2 separate regions of the Homo sapiens genome follow, and region 1 is linked to region 2. A link is a contact called in ENCODE Hi-C data. All regions are on one chromosome and are shown on one strand. Each heading gives the region's core, a stretch centred on a gene start or an enhancer-like site at or near the end of the contact. The rest is flanking DNA. Distances are from core to core; before and after follow the strand shown.

The links. Hi-C counts contacts between places; a loop is a spot of excess contacts on that map. Pooled maps may share reads with other maps.
Region 1: a pooled map shows a loop between it and region 2 (6-fold over the local background). The contact joins the promoter of TIMM9 here to the promoter of ERO1A in region 2. A Hi-C loop is called at or near these places in 9 of 50 pooled maps.

What each region holds. Positions count from the first base shown.
Region 1 is chr14:58,426,271-58,431,322 of GRCh38, reverse strand. It overlaps TIMM9 (translocase of inner mitochondrial membrane 9), which reads left to right and starts at 3,792. Exons shown (of 6, transcript NM_012460.4): 1 at 3,792-3,931; 2 at 4,081-4,269. KIAA0586 reads right to left here and starts at 3,604. Exons shown (of 31, transcript NM_001329943.3): 1 at 2,860-3,604; 2 at 1,890-1,960; 3 at 606-675. The coding sequence starts at 3,058. RefSeq lists enhancers at 3,333-3,522, 3,593-3,642, 4,657-5,052.
Region 2 is chr14:52,693,334-52,698,894 of GRCh38, reverse strand. ERO1A (endoplasmic reticulum oxidoreductase 1 alpha) reads left to right here and starts at 3,337. Exons shown (of 16, transcript NM_014584.3): 1 at 3,337-3,527. The coding sequence starts at 3,414. RefSeq lists a silencer at 2,866-3,405 and enhancers at 3,656-3,705, 3,311-3,812.

The sequences.
Region 1 (5,052 bases), core at 2,543-5,042, 5.7 Mb before region 2:
CCACTGCACCCCAGCCTGGACAACAGAGGGAGACTCCGTCTCAAAAAAAAAATTTATAAACATATCTAATACTAAACCTCTGCAATAGGTTGGTAATAACAAGATAACCTTCACCATTGCAAACCTTATTCTGGATTTTATAGCTTCTAGTGATAGCTTAATTTGGGAAGAAAAACTAATTTAAAATGAAAATAATAAAAACTATAAGACTACGTAATAAATGTTTAAAAATAAATTCTACCCTTAAGAAGAAAATTCTGACACATACTACAACATGGATGAACCTTTAAAACATTATGCTAAGTGAAATAAGCCAGTCACAAAAGGTCAAATACTATATGATTCTACTTATATAACGTACCTAGGGTAGTCAAATTCATAGAGACAAAAAGTAGGATGCCCAGGGCTGAGGGGATGAAAAATGAGCAGTTAGTGTTTAATGGGTAGAGTTGGGAGAGATGACAAAGCTCTGGATATGAAAGGTGATGATGATTGTACAACAATGTGAATGTACTTACTGTCACAGAACTGTACATTTTAAAGTAGTAAACTTTATGTTATGTATATGTTGTCACAATTTAAAAAAATCAATATTATTCTTTTACCTTTTTGCTTGTTGTTCTCTTCTATTTTATCCAAAGGCAACACTTGCACTGCAACGTCTTTAGAAAAATCCTTTGGGATATGAAAGGAAGAAATAGGCTAAATAAACTTCATGATTTATTATTTATCAAGAACCGTTTACTAGCTATGTGACTACTGTGTTCTGGGAGGGCAGGACTGTGTATTTCATATTCTTCATTTCCATCATCATGCAATTCTGATGTACCTTAAAGCTACTCAAAGATTTGTTGAATGGGTGAGTAATACACTATCAGACAAGTGAATGAATGAGTAAATGAACCAGCAAGCAAATGTAGCACTGAGATTCAGACTCAAACCAGTTTGCCACTTGTAGCAGAGCAAGTCATTTAACATCTCAGTTGCTTCAGTGAAATGTGAAAATCTGACTCACTGTGAGTCAAATGGAGTAGATAAGGATGGCACAACATCACGAAGATCACCCATTTATTCTCAATTATACAATAACAGTGTATCCATACATTTGAGAAGTTTAGATATCATTAAATAAGGCCTGCTTAAAAAAAAAAAAGACAAAACAACAAAAAAACACTCCAAAGTCTAGGCATTTACTTAGGGATCAAGTACAGCAAATAATTATACATTTTATTGTGAGCTTTTGACAAAATTGTCATATAGTCTCAATTGAATTATTAGTTTGCCAGCTTCAATTTTCAAAATAGCATATTGTGAAACTCTCATTATACAGACTTATTAAACTGACAATACATAGGTCAACACTATGATTAGCCGTCAAAGTCTGATTAGATCTCATAACCAAAACATTGTATTTATCAAATACTTTCGGCATTATAAAGTTAAGATGATAATTTCATGTTATTCTTAAAGAACCTCCCTTCTAAGAAAACCAAAACCATTCTCACAAGTGTTAGAATGACATGCAAGCACACCTCACATTAAAGAAAAATTGTACTGTTAGTTGTTCCTTTTCTTTTACCTAAGAACATGTTAAGTCTCTGGGCAAGAACACCTTTTCCCTGAATAGTAAGAGAGTTTCTTTTCAGTTATCCTATCTCTTTCAGCGGCCATTATCTTACTAATAGGTATTTTTGATTCTAGGGAAGGCCTTTTGTTTAATGTCTCAAACACCATTCAAAGTCACAATTGTAGTATATAAAACATTTGTTTTGGTAAGTGATATTTAAATAAAAACAAGGCATGCTGCTAATCAAACATAATTTAAGAATGCATTATTTGACAATACTGAAAATTTTAACGTGAGCATAATTAAGAATCCTTTTGCTTACACTTTCTGACACCATGGGATTTTCTAATAGAGGCTGGTAACAATTTCTAGCAGAAGTTAAGTCTGATGAACCTAACAAAACAAAGGAATAGATTTTAGTGATTTTAAAATCAGATCCTTAGCTTTAGAAACTGTATATGCATGATTCAAGATCTATAAACTCCATATAACGCAGAAGTTGGAAAGACAATTTGCATGCAAAAAAAGTTAAGAAAATGTATTTAAACATATCTGAATGAAAGTTTTTACAGTTGATATTTGGGAAAATAAGGTTCGGTACTGACAATAAAGTGAGATTAAGCACGAAACATTTTAAAATATAACCATACACTATTGGATGTGGACAAACTATGGGTAGAAATATGTATACGATGTAAAGGTCTAATTTAACAGCAGTACTATTTGAGTGTCACCGCTGTATCCCCCAAAGAACAGCATTACAAAAGCGTTTTGCTGTTTTTGCTCACATATTCATTAATTTAATCCTCACAATTAGCAGCGAAGTGGGTAAAGCATATGTTATCCTTATTTTCACTGAGCTCTAGACAGATTAAGTGAATTGGAATATAGAAGCCATCAATTGGCAGAAGTCCTGCTTTTCCCACTATGAAAAGAAAGTAGTGAATTAGGTAAAAAGCACTACTTTGGGGGAAAACTATAAAAAACACTACGTGGGGGAAAATAAAGCACATTATACAAGTTAAGTGTATCCACCATAAATATAAAAAAAAAAATATGCAAAAGTCAATGCAAAAAAAAAAAAAAAAAGCACAACAGGGGACGTTAAAGTTTCATTCATTCCATCTATTCAAACATTTTATAGGCTTCCTGGCCATTTTCCCGGGAAACAGGGTCAGTTTTCAAACATCTGTACAAACTAGACTTATATCTTACGTTTGGGAATTTAAACAAATAAGGACTAAAGATTTACTAAACTAAAACTGGTTGAAAAACTACATGGAATCACATACCACGTGATGTTCCATTCAAACTAGTCCCCGTTCCAACAGGAAGACGTTTATTTGCAGACAATGCCGGAGGAACACAGGGCAACTCATCTTTCAGCAAAACCAAATGATCTCCATGATTTTGAGAAACTACCTCACGAAGTCTCTTCACTGGCATCTTAATCTTTTTTTTCTTCTCCAAGCTGACCTCAGAGCCTTTCATATTGTTGGTCACAAAACAAGTCCCACACTTAAGGACGGAAAAACTTTCTCTGTTTCCTTAAGACTTCAGAACAAAATTTTCACCTCTTTGCAATAACTGTTTTTAAAATGTCGAACATCCACAAAGCTGAAAATCTAAATTCTGATATTGAATCCAGGATTAGAGCTGACTATAAAGTCATATTTACCCATTAATCCCACTCAGTCTATTAATACACCACGCCAAAATGTGAAAGTGGGGATGACAAGAGAATGGCCACAGGAGCAACAATAACCATAACAGTGCACTCCCCAACCCCAGAGCTGGTAGGGCAAAACCAAACACATGTAGTGGCGGGCTTAAAATTTGTTGAGAAGAGGCAGTCAAGCAAATAAAAGCGAAATGCTATTTTTAAAATAATGACCCACATAAGAAGCGTAATAGCTTTCTTCAGCCACAGAGTCTTACACACCCCTCCAGATGCAATCGTCGGAAACATAAATTCACCCCTACGTATCTCCAGAACGCCCGAGACCCGCACCGTCGTGGGTGTAATCTGACAACAGCGTCAGTTGCCCGCAGGTCAACACCCACTTCCCTTCAAACCCGCCCTTGAGACACAACACGCATGCGCGCCAAGAAACTCACCCAAAACATCCAACCAGAAAGCTAAGCGCTCTCTGGTGCTCTTCCATTCCTCTCCGGGTGGAAACAAACTCCGGACATAACAGGGGTTTATTTATTTATTTATTTTAAGGTAGCACATTGCCGCACAAGACCGCTCTACAGTCTCATCCAAGACTTGAAGAGCTCCCGACTTGTAATACTACTTGTGTTTACCAGGGACTGTTGACACTGCTTCGCTTCCGAAGACCGTTAGGGACGTGGGATTAGGTAAATTAGGCTTCCAAGAAGTTTCGACAGATTCGGGTCATTATTGGAGAGGAAGTCGGGAATAGAAAGCGTTGTCTAAGCAGAAAATAACCGAAGTTAATCCTTAGGAGATTTTAGAATTCGCTGATGGTACCTGCTTTTTCTTCTAGATTTCCTCGCGTTATAACGAATCGGCGTCTAAGGGTTTAAGTGTCACTTGACATTACTGCTCCCACGTGTTCTTTCCCATCTGGCGGCCGCGGCTCCTGTCCAGACCCTGACCCTCCCTCCCAAGGCTCAACCGTCCCCCAACAACCCCCAGCCTTGTACTGATGTCGGATGCGAGAGCCTGTGCTTAAGTATGGTGTCTGTTCTCTGCCGTGAGAATCCGGGGTTCCCGGACGGGGGGTGGCAGGCTACGCTCCAGGAAAGTGGCGGGGTCTCCCGAGGAGGCCGCCGCACGTACCTGGAGCAGTGGGGGGTGCGAAGCGGGACAGCGCTTCGCCGGGTCGGGTGCAGACCTTCCTGGAGATGGTGTCACCTGGGCGAGGGTAGGAACTTTAGGCCCTGAGCCACCCCCAACCCGGATCTGGGGAGTCGGGGTCCTGTTTTGGGACACTGAATTAGACTATAAGGTATTTACGATGTGACCTTGAGCTGCCCGGGGGAAGATCCTCCTTTAAATGAAAATCGTCTTTAGACATAATACCAGGTCTAACACCCCTTCCCTGATCTGCTCATTTCCCAGGATGCGCTACTTAGAGCTTTCCCTTTACGCCTTACTGGAGGCTTTAGAATAATCAAAGCAGAAAATGTAATCCGATCTAAAAGCTAAATAACTAATTTTATTTCTTTTACATCTCGGCAGTCTACCTTCATAGAAGTCTAGACTTAAAATGGACTTTAAAGTCTGAGCGCGGTGGCTCACGCCTGTAATCCCAGCACTTTGGGAGGCCAAGGCGGGCGGATCACGAGATCAGGAGTTCGAGACCAGCCTGGCCAGCAAGGTGAAACCCCGCCTCTACTGAAAATACAAAAAATTAACTGGGCATGGTGGCGCGCGCCTGTAGTCCCAGCTACTCAGGAGGCTGAGGCAAGAGAATTGCTTGAACCCGGCAGGTGGAGGTTGCAGTGAGCTGAGA
Region 2 (5,561 bases), core at 2,088-4,587:
ATCGAGACCATCCTGGCTAACATGGTGAAATCCCGTGTCTACTAAAAATACAAAAAAATTAGCCGGGAGTGGTGGCGGGCGCGCCTGTAGTCCCAGCTACTTGGGAGGCTGAGGCAGGAGAATGGCGTGAACCCGGGAGGCGGAGCTTGCAGTGAGCGAGATCGTGCCACTGCACTCCAGGCTGGGTGACAGAGCGAGACTCCGTCTCAAAAAAAAAAAAAAAAAGGAAATTCTGTAATTTGTGACAATATGGATTAACCTAGAGGCCATGATACCAAGTGAAATAAGCCAGGCACAAGAAAACAATTACCACATAATCTCACTTACATGTGGAATCTAAAAAAGTTTATCTCATAGAAACAGTAGAAAGGTAGTCACCAGAGGCCGGTGGGCAGGGAGGATGGGGAAAGGGGAGATGTTGGTCAAAGTGCAAAGTTTCAGTTAGACTGCAGGAATAAGTTTTAGTGATCTAATGCACTGCATGGTGACCACAGTTAATAAGAATTGCAAAATTGCTAAAAGAATAATTTTTTAATGTTCTCATCAATGAAAAATGAAAAGTTGGTGAGGCAATGTATCTGTTAATAAGCTTTATTTAATCTTTCTACAATGTATGCATAGATCAAAACATCCCATTGTATCCTATAAATATACACAATTATTATTTGTCAATTAAATATTTTTTAAAAAGTACATACTAAGTTCCATGGATGTCTCTCCAAGTGTAGGAACTGGACCTTATACATCTTTGTATCCCAAATGTCAAGCTCAGCTTGTCACAGAGTAAGTTTACTGAATTGAAATCATTGAGAGACTGGAACTGGGTTAGGAGGAAACCAGGAAGACGACTTAAGACAGGGAGAACATGACCTGGGTCTGGCCCTAAAAAGGATAACTGGGGCCTGTATATAGGAATATGAAAAAGAGCTTTTGGCCAGGTGCGGTGGCTCACGCCTGTAATCTCAGCACTTTGGGAGTCCAAGGCAGGCGAATCACGAGGTCAGGAGGTTGAGACCATCCTGGCTAACATGGTGAAACCCTGTCTCTACTAAAAATGCAAACAACTTAGCTGGGCGTAGTGGCACGCGCCTGTAGTCCCAGCTGCTCAGGAGGCTGAGGCAGGAGAATCACTTGAACCCAGGAGCTGGATTTGCAGTGAGCCAAGATTGCGCCACTGCACTCCAGCCTGGCGACAGAGTGAGAATCTATCTCAAAAAAAAAAAAAAAAAGAAAAAGAAAAAAAAAAAAAAAAGCTTTCAGGTTAGGAGGGAGATTGTATTAATATGTACATGTGACATGTTGTAGATACTAGAATTAGAGCTTCTCAGGTCCATCAGGATCTCAGATGGGTTGTTGACTTTTACTACATGTCTACTTGGCAGTGATAGGCAGAGCTCTAGGGTTTGCAGTAAAATACATGAGTTTAAGTCATTTGAACTATTTCAACTTTTAATGTGCATGCAAGATGTCGGAAAGCTGCCAGTTTCACCTAGAAACTACCTTCTTAGGCTTGGTGAAGTGGCTCACACCTGTAATCCCAGCACTTTGGGAGGCAGAGGCAGGCAGATCACTTAAGGTCAGGAGTTCGAGACCAGCCTGGCCAACATGGTGAAACCACATGTCTACTAAAAATACAAAAGTTAGCTGGGTATGGTGGCGCAGGCCTGTAATCCCAGCTACTCGGGTAGCTGAGGCGTAAGAATCACTTAAACCCGGGAAGCGGAGGTTGCAGTGACCCGAGATTGCGCCACTGCACTCCAGCCTGGGTGAGGAAGTGAGAGTGTCTCAAAAAAAAGTCTTCTTAAAACAACAAACAAACAAACAAACAAAAAACAAAAAGTAAGGCCAGGTGCGGTGGCTCATGTCTGCAATTCTAGCACTTTGGGAGGCTGAGATGGGTGGGTCACCTGAGCTCAGAGCTAGAGACCAGCCTGGCCAACATGGCAAAACCCCTTCTCTACTGAAAATACAAAAATTAGCCGAGTGTGTGGTGGCTTACGCCTGTAATCCCAGCTACTGGGGAAGCTCAGGCAGGAGAATCTCTTGAACCTGGGAGGCAGAGATTGCAGTAAGCCAAGATGACGCCACTGCACTCCAGCCTGGGCGACAGAGCGAGACTCCGCCTCGAAAAAAAAAAAAAAAGTAATCCCAGCACTTTGGGAGGCTGAGGCGGGAGAATCGCTCTTGAGGAGTTTGAGACCAGCCTGGGCAACATGGTGAAACCTCGTTTCTACTAAAAATAAAATTAGCCAGGCGTGGTGGCGCACGCCTGTAGTTCATGCTACTCAGGAGGCTTAGGTGGGAGGATCGCTTGAGCCCAGGAGTTCGAGGTTGCAGTGAGCTGCGATCGCATCATTGCAGGCCAGCCTGGGTGACCCAGGGAGACCCTGTCTGGAAAAAAAAAAAGCGGATAGACTAGTCCCAACTCTGAATGTTAAAAGACCAGGACTGGGTATCAGAGGACCTCCAATCCTTGCTCACCTTACCTCACTTCTCTAGGCCTGTTTCTTCCTATGATATGAGCGGGTGGCTTCCACCCTCGCTGTCTAATACAGTGGGCACTAGCCAGCCACATTTGACTATGAAATGGGTCTAGTTCGCATCGAATACACACTGGATTTCAAAGACAAAAAAAGTCAAATATCTTATGAATAAATTTAATGTTGGTTATATTTTGAAATAATATTTTGCACATTCGGGGTTAAATAAAAATATTTTAAAAATAAAATGTACCTGTTATTTTTACTCTTTTGCTGTGGCTACTAAAAATATAAATGACATATGCTGCCCTGGTCTAGATGCTCTCTAATATCCCTTTCAGCTTTAAGACTCCGCCGGGAACACGGTGGACACGTAATTCGTACGATTTGATTGTCTCGCATTGAGATACGGAAGGATTGGCCGGGAGTGAGCGGGCTGGGGCTGGGCGGGGCGGCGCGGGGCGGGCACCCCCCGCCCCCCAACCCCGCAGGAAAACACAGGCCCCTCCGGCTTTCGCTCTCGCTCTGGGAACTGGAAGGACCCCCGACTCCCGCGCAGGGTCTGGGGTTGTGCGCGTCGGGTTGCGTCTCCAGGCCGGGGGCGTCAGGGAGCCGGGGGCGGGGACGGGCGCGGGCGCAGCGGACCGGGCGGGGCCGAGCCGGGAAGCTGGTCGGTGCGTCAGCCTCACGCGGCGGGAAGGAACCGGTCCGAGGCCCCGGGCTGCCGGCGCGGGCGCCGCGGCACGTCCACAGGCTGGGTCGCGAGGTGGCGATCGCTGAGAGGCAGGAGGGCCGAGGCGGGCCTGGGAGGCGGCCCGGAGGTGGGGCGCCGCTGGGGCCGGCCCGCACGGGCTTCATCTGAGGGCGCACGGCCCGCGACCGAGCGTGCGGACTGGCCTCCCAAGCGTGGGGCGACAAGCTGCCGGAGCTGCAATGGGCCGCGGCTGGGGATTCTTGTTTGGCCTCCTGGGCGCCGTGTGGCTGCTCAGCTCGGGCCACGGAGAGGAGCAGCCCCCGGAGACAGCGGCACAGAGGTGCTTCTGCCAGGTGAGCGATGTGCGCGTTGGTGCTGAGGGTCCCGGCGCCCTCCGCGGCGTGCACTGTCCCGCACGCCCTGGCGGGTGAGCGGCTGGGGGTGCGTCCTTGCATCTCTTCCCACCGGGAATGAGACTCCGGTGCTGCTGCCCGGTGGCCGGGACTGAGTCTGGCTTGGCGTGGACCGGGCCTCCACGGCAGCCTGGACGTCGCCGCGCCCTCCGGTGCCTCGGACCAGGAGAGGGGTTGGGTGCACGCGGTTGAGTGGGTTTATGCATCTTTGTTGGTCTTATCTGCCCGGGGAGAGTGTGCACAGTGTATAATGCCCTGCCAGTATTTGCTATTTTCACAGAACCTGGATCTTTCTCACTTCTCTCTTGACCAGGAACTTGTGTACCCAGTACCTGTGCTGCGTGCATTTCGCCAGCCTTTCTGGCTAAGACGTTTGTGGGCTGATCTCAGATTTCGATGTTAGGCGGAAGAATGGCTGCTTGCGGTTTTTCTGTGTGTAAGCCCAACTACCTGATGTCTTTGGGACTGCAGTTGCCCTCTGGTTTCTGGTCCTGTGTGCTCTTTTTCTCGAATGTAATGAGATTCTCTTATCGTGACACCCGTTAAGCTGGTACGAATTGGGAGGAAGGTCCTTATTCTTCAGTGCACAAGTTTAATTACAAGCGGATTATGATCATTTCCTTCTGTAAGAGATGTGGTTTCTTGAGCAAAAAATTGAGAGAAACTTACAGTTTTCCATTATCTTCAGTATCTAGTATTTCAATGTGATTACTCTTGTCAAAGCCACTTTTTGGTTGACTCTGTTGATAAAAATTACGTTTTATACAAAATTAAGGGTTAGGCATCCATGTTATTCCTAAGTGGATTTTGCTATTAATTTATTATCAGAAATACCATTTTATGTGTTTAGGGGCATGATACCATGTCAAAGGAAAGATGCATTTAAATATTATGAAAGGTTTCTCTTTCACTACTTTACATTCTTGGATTTTGTTGTTTTGCTGAGTGATTTGGGAGTTGAGGTGAGTGTTATCTAGGAAACTAAGGGAAGTTGAAAGAAAATTGCTACTTTACAACTGAGACATTGAAAAGTCCTTTACCTTCAATCATTACAAAGGACACACAATCAAGTACTTAAAAGGAAAAGGGTCATTTTTCTTCTGATTAGAAATATAACGCAACACCGAGATTAAACATTTAAAAAATAAGATAGAAATAAGTGACTTTAAAATAAAATATTCTTTACGGAAAGAAGATGTCCAATGTAACATTTTCAGCTACATTCTGGAGATTTGGATACTGGAATAAAAGTACATGTTGAACTCTTCAACTTTTACTTTTTTTTTCCTTAATAACCTTTTTGGAGTTCTGCTTAAAATAGAACTTTAAATTCTTTGCATTTATTTTCTTTTTCTTCTAACTAGTGATTAAACTTTTCCTCTTTCACAATACCCTCATATTCAAATACTTCCCTAACATAAAATTCTGTTAAACCCCTTTCTTTTTCTTTTAGAACGAGAGTGGCTATCTGTGTTTCTTTTCAGACTCAACCTTGAAAAATAGTAAATTGGGCTGGGTGTGGTGGCTCCAGCCTGTAATCCCAGCACTTTGGGAGGCTGAGGTGGGAGGATCTCTTGAGTCCAGGAGTTCAAGACCAGCACGGGCAACATAGTGAAACCCCCGTCTCTACAAAAAAAATTAAAAAAAGAAAAAAGCTGGGTGTGATGGTGTGCGCCTGTGGTCTCAGCTACTTGGGACACTGAGGTGGCAGGATGGAGTGAGCCCAGGAGTTCGAGACCAGCTTGGAGACCCGGTCTGTATTAGTCCGGGTTCTCTAGAGGGATAGAACCAATGGAATATATATATAAAGGGAGTTTATTAAGTATTAATTCACATGATCACAAGGTCCCGCAATAGGCTGTCTGCAGGCTGAGGAGCAAGGAGAGCCAGTCTGAGTTCCGAAACTGAAGAACTTGGAGTTTGGTATTTGAGGGCAGGAAGCATCCAGCATGGGAGAAAGATGTAGGCTGGAAG